Regions from separate parts of the Homo sapiens genome. Here regions 1 and 3 are each linked to region 2. The links are chromatin loops, found by intact Hi-C in ENCODE. Cell type or tissue: HepG2. All regions are shown on one strand. Region 1 overlaps GDAP1L1 (ganglioside induced differentiation associated protein 1 like 1). Region 2 holds the start of FITM2 (fat storage inducing transmembrane protein 2). Region 3 has its middle 16 kb from the start of GDAP1L1.

Region 1 (2,500 bases), 58 kb after region 2:
TAACTTGCCCTGAAACACCCAACATTCATTCACAGACTTATTTGCTCCATTAGCCAAGAGCAGGTCCTATAGGTGGGGCGCATGGTGCAGGTAGAGACCCTGGGCTAGGAGGCAGGGACTCAAGTCCTCATCTTGGATCTGCCATAGCAATGCTGTGTGACCTTAGAGCTATCACTGCCCCTTTCTGAGCCTCCTTTTTCTCATCAGCAAAACAAGGGGGCTGGATTCAGTGTTCACAGAGTGCCCCGCAGCCCTGCTGCAAGCTGACACTACTACATTCACAACCTTGCAGGAGGCAGGAGACAGGGCTGGCTCTGCTTCCCTCCTCGGCAGTGGGAGGGAGCTTCTCGTTCTGTCTGAGAGAGGGGGAAAAACTGTTGCAGAGAGTGAGCAGCCTGGGGGCAGCATCTGTTTGGGTCTGAGTGTGAGTGCGTGTGTATGAGTGAGCAAATGTGTTTGCGTGTCTGCGTGTGTGTGAGTGTGGGTGTGCATGGAAGAGTGTATGAGTAAGTGTGAGTATTCAAGGACTGTGTGAGTGTGGATGTGAGAGTGCACATGTGTGTACATGTGAGTGTGTGCCATGTGTGTTCCCGGTCAGTGTGAGTGTGCATGCGTGGGAGCAGGTATGCATGTGTATATTTGAGCTCATGGGCGGCCTGTGCCCTGGAGAAGCCCAGAGTAGTGGAGACTGGAGTTTGGCTGGAGCAGAAAGCCCCCTTCTCTTGTCTTTACCTGGCCCTCCATCCTCCAGGCCAAGCTGGGACCTCTGAATGGGTGGAAACAGAGTCCAAACCAGGCCTTTGCCCTTGGTAGGGCCAGACAGTTGGCCTTCCATCTTGGCAGGGCACCTGCCTCCAGGGGCCGCTCCCATGCTCTACCCTGGGTCTCCCATGAAAGTATCAGGGCTGCTATTTGGGGAGGGGACTATATCTTTAGAGGCATGATAATCCTGCTTGGAGCTGCTTTGGGGTCACCCTGGCAGGCGGCCAAGGAGACTTTCACCTTTAGCTGAGCTACAGGCCAGAGCCATGTGTCACCCTGTGGAGGAAGGGGACCCAGAGAGGAAGCCAAGCCTAAGGGAAGGGCATTCAGCTACCAAGGCCATCTGCCATCTCTGCCCCCTGGAGGCTGGACCAGACCTAGGTGGTCACCACTTAGTGTGATCAGACATCAACCATCTCTAGGTAAACGAACTTCCCTGTTGGTGCCTGAAAATCACCCACAGTGCCGCATTGTCATGGGTCAGGCACTGCCTCTCCTCACCCAGGCCCTTGTTTATGTGATGGGCTGGGTTGTTGTCTCTGCCTAGTCATTTAGTTGCGGTGTGACTTTGTATAAAACACTTAGCATCTCTGACCTCAGTTTATTTCAAATTCTTTTTTTAAAAAAATTAGTAGGCCTTATTTTTAGAGCAGTTTTAGATTTACAGAATCAAATGGCTTTTTAACATAACACCTTACAGCTTGCAAATCCATCACTTTTCACCACTTGTTTATTGAGTGCCTACTATGTGCCAGGTCTTGTTGGAAACTTAGCAGTGAACAAAACAATGATCCCTGCCCTCAGGGAACTGACATGTCCGTGGGGGCAGGCAGATGGTAAGCAATTTGGTCTGTCAAAAGACGGTGAGTGCGTCCAAAAAAAGAGAAAATAGAGCAGGGAAGGGGAATCGGGGTACCATGGTGTCAGGGATAAAGGTAGCAATTTTAATTAAGGTGGTCTATTAGGGCAGGCCTCTCGAGAAGGTGGCCCTTGAGCAAAGGCTTGAAAGAAGTGAGGAAGTGGTCCACACAGGGACCTGGGGAAGAGAGCTTCAGTCAGAGGGAACAGCCAGTGCTAAGGCTCTAAGCATGTTGGACATACTCAAAAGATAGCAAGGAAGCCAGTGTGTCTGGAGCAGAGCAGTCAGGAATAGACGAGGAGGGTAGGAGCAGAAAGGGTTGTGCATAGGATTTTTTTTTTTTTTTTTTGAGACAGGGTCTCACTCAGTTGTCCAGGCTGGAGTTCAATGGTGCAATCTCAGCTCACCGCAACCTCCATCTCCTGGATTCAATCGATTTTCCTGCCTCAGCCTCCCAAGTAGCTGGGACTACAGGCATGCACCACCATGCCTAGCTAACTTTTGTTTTTTGTTTGTTTGTTTGTTTGTTTTGAGCTTGAGTTTCGCTCTTGTTACCCAAGCTGGAGTGCAGTGGTGCAATCTCGGCTGACTGCAACCTCCGCCTCCCAGGTTCAAGCGATTCTCTTGTCTCAGCCTCCCGAGTAGCTGGGATCACAGGTGCACACCACCACGCCCAGCTAATTTTTGTATTTTTAGTAGAGACGGGATTTCACCATGTTGGTCAGGCTGGTCTCAACCTCCTAACTTCAGGTGATCCGCCTGCCTTGGCCTCCCAAAGTGCTGGGATTACAGGCGCGAGCCACCACGCCCAGCCTGTATTTTTAGGAGAGACAGGGTTTCACCTGTTGGCCAGACTGGTCTCAAACTCCTGACCTCAGG
Region 2 (2,500 bases):
ACTGTGTTGCCCAGGTGAAAATAAATTTAGAAATTTAAACTTTAAATGTAATAATTGCACCAGGTGAGATGGCTCACTCCTGTAATCTCAGCACTTTGGGAGGTGAAGGCTGGCAGATCACTTGAGGTTAAGATTTGGAGAGGTCAGATCACTTGAGGACAGGAGTTGGTCAGCCTGGCCGACATGGTGAAACCCCATCTCTACTAAAAATACAAAAATTAGCTGGGTGTGGTGGTGCGTGCCTGTAATCCCAGCTACTCGGGAGGCTGAGGCAGGAGAATCGCTTGAACCTGGGAGGCAGAGGCCTGCAGTGAGCTGAGATCGCGCCACTGCATTCCAGCCTGGGCAACAGAGCGAGACTATGTCTCTAAATAAATTAATTATATTAATTAATTAATTTAATAACTGCAGAGCGTGGTGGCTCACACTTGTAATTGCAGCATTTTAGGAAGCCGAGGCAGGAGGATCGCTTGAGCCCAGGAGTTTGAGACCAGCCTCGACAACGAAGCAAAACCCTGTCTCTACAGAAATAAAAATAAAAAAAATTAGCCAGGTGTGGTGGTGCCCGCCTGTGGTCCCAGCTACTCGGGAGGCTGAGGTGGGAGTATTGCTTGAGACCAGAAATTTGAGGTTGCGGTGAGCTGCGACGGTGCCATTGCACTCCAGCCTGGGCGACAGAGAGGGACCCCCCCCCAACTAACTAATAAATAAATAAATACAATAATTATTCCTAAGGAAACTTCATCTCATGTCCCTCTACGTGTGCCAACGTAATGAACCCCTGAGCTCATAAACTAGCTTTTGGGAAAGGTTGATCTCCTCTTGTCTCTCGCATTTTACAGATGAGAAAACTAAGACTCAGATGGCAGAGGTGTCTCCGAGGCTCCAAGAAAGATCAAATGATGCTGTGACTACTGCTCCAATTCTCCAGGGCTACATTTATCCTCTTCCAGCCTCCAGCAAATACTTTCACAAGCGCTTTTTCCCAGACCAGAGCAAGACGCGGAGGCTCGGGGAGAGGAGGCGGCCAGGAGAGCGCAGAGGAGACGAGCGAGTTCGGGGACCGTCACGCGCCAGAGGCAGCAGCGGCCACGAGGGGGAGCGCGCGGGCTCCGGAGCCCAAGCACGCCTCAAGCTGTGGGACTCGCGGGCAGTGCGCATGCGCTCGAAGGGAGGTGGAGGCGCAGGTCCGGGCGAAGGGCGATACGGTGGCCGAGAGGGCACGGAGAGGAGGACGGTGGCTGACGAGATCCGGCATGGAGCATCTGGAGCGCTGCGAGTGGTTGTTGCGGGGGACGCTGGTGCGGGCGGCCGTGCGGCGCTACCTGCCCTGGGCCCTGGTGGCCTCCATGCTGGCGGGCTCCCTCCTCAAGGAGTTGTCCCCGTTGCCCGAGAGCTACCTCAGCAACAAGCGCAACGTCCTCAACGTGTGAGTGCACCCCGGTCCTCCGCTGTCCCCGCCCGAGCCGGCCCGCTGTCGCCTCGCCCAGAGAAGCCGGTGCTAGCTGCCGTGGTGGACGAGTCATTGGAGGGGAGGTCCTCCTCCTAGCCGTGACAGCAGCATCTGCACGCGTGTCACGCCTGGGAGGCCCCGGGGTAGCTGGTGTCACTAGCAGTTAGTGTTTGCAGACCCACTTTGGGCAGCATGAGCTTGACTGGGCAGGTGGTGACAAGCGGGGTCGTGTGTGTCTCTGTATATGTAGGGGTGTGGAATGGGGTGGGGATGAACCAGCCCCTGTCACCACTCCCCCGCCTCCCCTTGGAGTTAGGAGCTGACCCCTGCCCTGTTTGGGAGATGCCATCTCACCTCTGTCCTGCCTGCCTGTGGCAGACCCCGCGCAGACCCCACCCTGCGTCAGATCAGATCCCTCCAGCGCGTGACAGAATCCCTTTACGACCTGTGGAAGAGCCTCGCCCCAGCCTGTGACAGGCAGAGCCCCCGCCTGTGAGATACTCACAGAGGGCTGGAACCCCCTAGTCTGTGCCCTTTCCCCTGGATCTCCTTGGATCATCTCAGCCACTCAGAATGCATGGCAGTGGCCCAGAAAAGCAATCCCAGCTGGGCGCTTTGAGACATCTCCTTAACTCCACCCATCCACTCCTTTGCTTGCTTACTTGCTTTTTTCAAAACTCCCGGTTAGTAAGTTTATTGCACAAAAACTCTGTTGCGGTCATAAAGGGAAACTCTGAAAGATAAAACTGCTCCCTTGATGTGAGCCTAAGTGTTTTCCAGAATAAGTGTCTCTGGCGTGTCCTGAAAGTCAGCCCAACTTTGGTTATCTGCTTAAAACCCTGGTTCCTTTCACAGGCAGCTTCCTCAAATGCCTGACGGGTCTTGGCTCTGGCAAGATCTTCCTTATCAGTCCCAGTGAAGATTTTAGTGACAGGCCTGGGGGTGGTGCCTGAGAATCCATTGGAACCTAGAAAAAAGTCCTTCTGTCCTTGGTCCACCTTCCTTCCTCACCCACCCTGAGAGGCTGGGCTAAGAATAGATCATGAG
Region 3 (2,500 bases), 79 kb after region 2:
ACTCTGTTGCCAAGACTGGAGTGCAGTGGCATGATCTTAGCTCACTGCAACCTCTGCCTCTCGGGTTTAAGTGATTCTCCTGCCTCAGCCTTCCCGAGTAGCTGGGCTTATGCCTGCCACAACAACCAGTTAATTTTTGTATTTTTAGTAGAGACAGGGTTTCACCATGTTAGCCAGGTTGGTCTCAAACTCCTGACCTCAAGTGATCCACCCGCCTTGGCTTCCCAAAGTGTTGGGACTACAGGCGAGAGCCTGTAATAAAATAAATAAATAATAAATATAAATATAAATATAAATAAAATATAAATAAAAAATATATATAAATAAAAATAAATAGGTGCACAGCCTATTTATTTATAAAATAAATTTATAAAAATAAATTTATTTAAAAAATATAAATATAAAAAATATATAAATATAAATAAATAATTAGGCGCCCAGCCTATTTACTTATTTTTGAGACAGAGTCTTGCTGTGTCGCCAGGCTGGAGTGCAGTGGCATGATCTTGGTTCTCTGCAACCTCTGCCTCCTGGGTTCAAGCGATTCTCCTCTCTCAGGCTCCCATGTAGATGGGACTACAGGCACCCACCACCACGCCCAGCTAATTTTTGTATTTTTAGTAGAGATAGGGTTTCACCGTGTTGGCCAGGCTAGTCTTGAACTCCTGACCTCAGGTCATTTGCCCGCCTCAGCCTCCCAAAGTGCTGGGATTATAGGCATGACCCACCGTGCCCAGCCGCTTTCCCTATTTTTAAAGCTCTCATAGAGGACTGTGATCCTCCCCTCTGCCCCAGGGTCTTGCTACTCAAAGCATAGTCTAAAGCATCAGCACAGCACTGGGAGCTTGTAAGAAATGCAGAGTCTCAGGCCCTACCCTAAGCCCACAGTTTAGCAGACTTCCAGGAGATTGGCATGCACTTTAATTGTGAGAAGCTCTGCTGTAAGGCACACAGGCTCCTTTTGGGAGGACAGCCGATTAGGTCCTCCAATCAGGGCTGGCCCATCTTCTCGTCCTTCCCCACCCAGCTCTTGAAGCTGCGAAAGTTTTTTCAGTGTCATCAGCATAGCTGGCCCCCAAGTGTCTGGCCCTTGCTGCCCCCTGCTGTGGCCATCTGCTCATGAATACCCTGTCAGAAGGTCTGGGCATGTGCAGTTTGGTGAATCAGCAGGGGTTTGCAGGCCCTTCCTGCCAGGGAAGGGCATCACAGACCCTCGGCATCCACTCAAGGAGCAGACTATGGGATTGCATGCTTCACCCAAGGAAGATCTAAAGGTCTTTAGATCTGCAGGTTGGAGAAAATGACAGACTTGTTCTGTGAGGTTCTGGGACCAATCAGAGGAAGTTATAGGGAGCGCTGTTGCAGTTCAATATAAGGAAAAGGTTCAAACAAGCAGGAAGGGGCTGAGGCAGAGGGCAGTGAACATCCTGTTTCTGAAAAGAACATGCAGGGGTTGAATGACCTTCTTTCAGGGAGAACCTGTGGGTTGGGTGTGAGCTTGGAGGGGGCCTCCACTCAGGGCTGGAACATGCAGCCTCCCCAAAGGCAGGGAGGCCGGGTCATGGCGCGAGAAGAGCATGGGGAGCGAGATGATTCAGGATTCCTCTGTGTCTCTCCCTGCCAACGTTGATTCATCAAACCGCGCCTATGCCCAGACCTCCTGACAGTTTCCATAATGAGAGAGCTGTGGCCAAGGTCATGGGGCATGAAGGCAGTTTGGTTAAACACAAACTGTCTGAGTGTGAAATAACTTCCATGTTGGTCTCTGCTAGTTTGTAAGCTCAGTAAGGTCAGTGGCGGCTACCTGTTGAGTCTGCAGCACCTGGCAGAGGGTCCGGCAGATAATATTCATAGCATCTGCCCAATAAATATTTGTTGACTTCAATATAATTGGTTGAAAATATTAGTCCCTTGTTTGTTTTTATTTTGAGACAGTCTCATTCTGTTGCCCGGGCTGGAGTGCAGCGGCGTGATCTCAGTTGACTGCAACCTCTGCCTCCTGGGTTCAAGTGATTCTCCCGCCTCAACCTCCCAAGTAGCTGGGACTACAGGTGCATGCCACCATACCTGACTTTTTGTATTTTTAGTAGAGACAGGGTTTCACCATGTTGGCCAGGCTGGTCTCGAACTCCTGACCTCAAGTGATCTGCCTGCCTCAGCCTCCCAAAGTGCTGGGATTACAGGCGTGAGCCACCACTCCCGGCCCCTTGTGTTTTTTTTTTTTTTTTTTGAGACAGAGTTTCTCTCTTGTCACCCAGGCTGGAGTGCAATGCCGGGATCTCGGCTCACTGTAACCTTTGCCTCCTAGGTTCAAGCAACTCTCCTGCCATAGCCTCCCCAGTAGCTGGGATTACAGGCGTCCGCCACACCTGCCACATTTTTATATTTTTAATAGAGACAGGGTTTCACCGTGTTGGCCAGGCTGGTCTCGAACTCCTGACTTCAGGTGATCCGCCCACCTCAGCCTCCCGAAGTGCTGGGATTACAGGCATGAGCCACT

Evidence for each region. Peaks named below come from ENCODE experiments on the same cell type or tissue, not always from the same donor. Only the 100,000 strongest peaks of a DNase experiment are listed, where the experiment ranks them.
Region 1: a loop joins it to region 2, with 9 times the contacts of the local background. A loop is called at or near these places in 4 of 110 quality-filtered maps.
Region 3: a loop joins it to region 2, with 7 times the contacts of the local background. A loop is called at or near these places in 8 of 110 quality-filtered maps.

What each region holds. Positions count from the first base shown.
Region 1 is chr20:44,252,293-44,254,792 of GRCh38, reverse strand. The region is part of intron 1 of GDAP1L1 (ganglioside induced differentiation associated protein 1 like 1); the gene reads right to left. Among named protein-coding and RNA genes, the nearest start is that of GDAP1L1, 6.2 kb to the right of the region's middle. In HepG2, a CTCF peak has its summit at 1,128 (motif pointing left); a DNase peak (open chromatin) is centred at 1,092.
Region 2 is chr20:44,309,905-44,312,404 of GRCh38, reverse strand. It overlaps FITM2 (fat storage inducing transmembrane protein 2), which reads left to right and starts at 1,203. Exons shown (of 2, transcript NM_001080472.4): 1 at 1,203-1,429. The coding sequence starts at 1,257. RefSeq lists enhancers at 1,151-1,300, 897-1,626, 1,591-1,680, 1,627-2,356. In HepG2, a CTCF peak has its summit at 1,096 (motif pointing right); a DNase peak (open chromatin) is centred at 1,164; H3K4me3 peaks cover 1,684 bases.
Region 3 is chr20:44,230,487-44,232,986 of GRCh38, reverse strand. No RefSeq gene overlaps it. Among named protein-coding and RNA genes, the nearest start is that of GDAP1L1, 16 kb to the left of the region's middle. RefSeq lists an enhancer at 559-1,188. In HepG2, a CTCF peak has its summit at 1,105 (motif pointing left); DNase peaks (open chromatin) are centred at 1,096 and 1,676.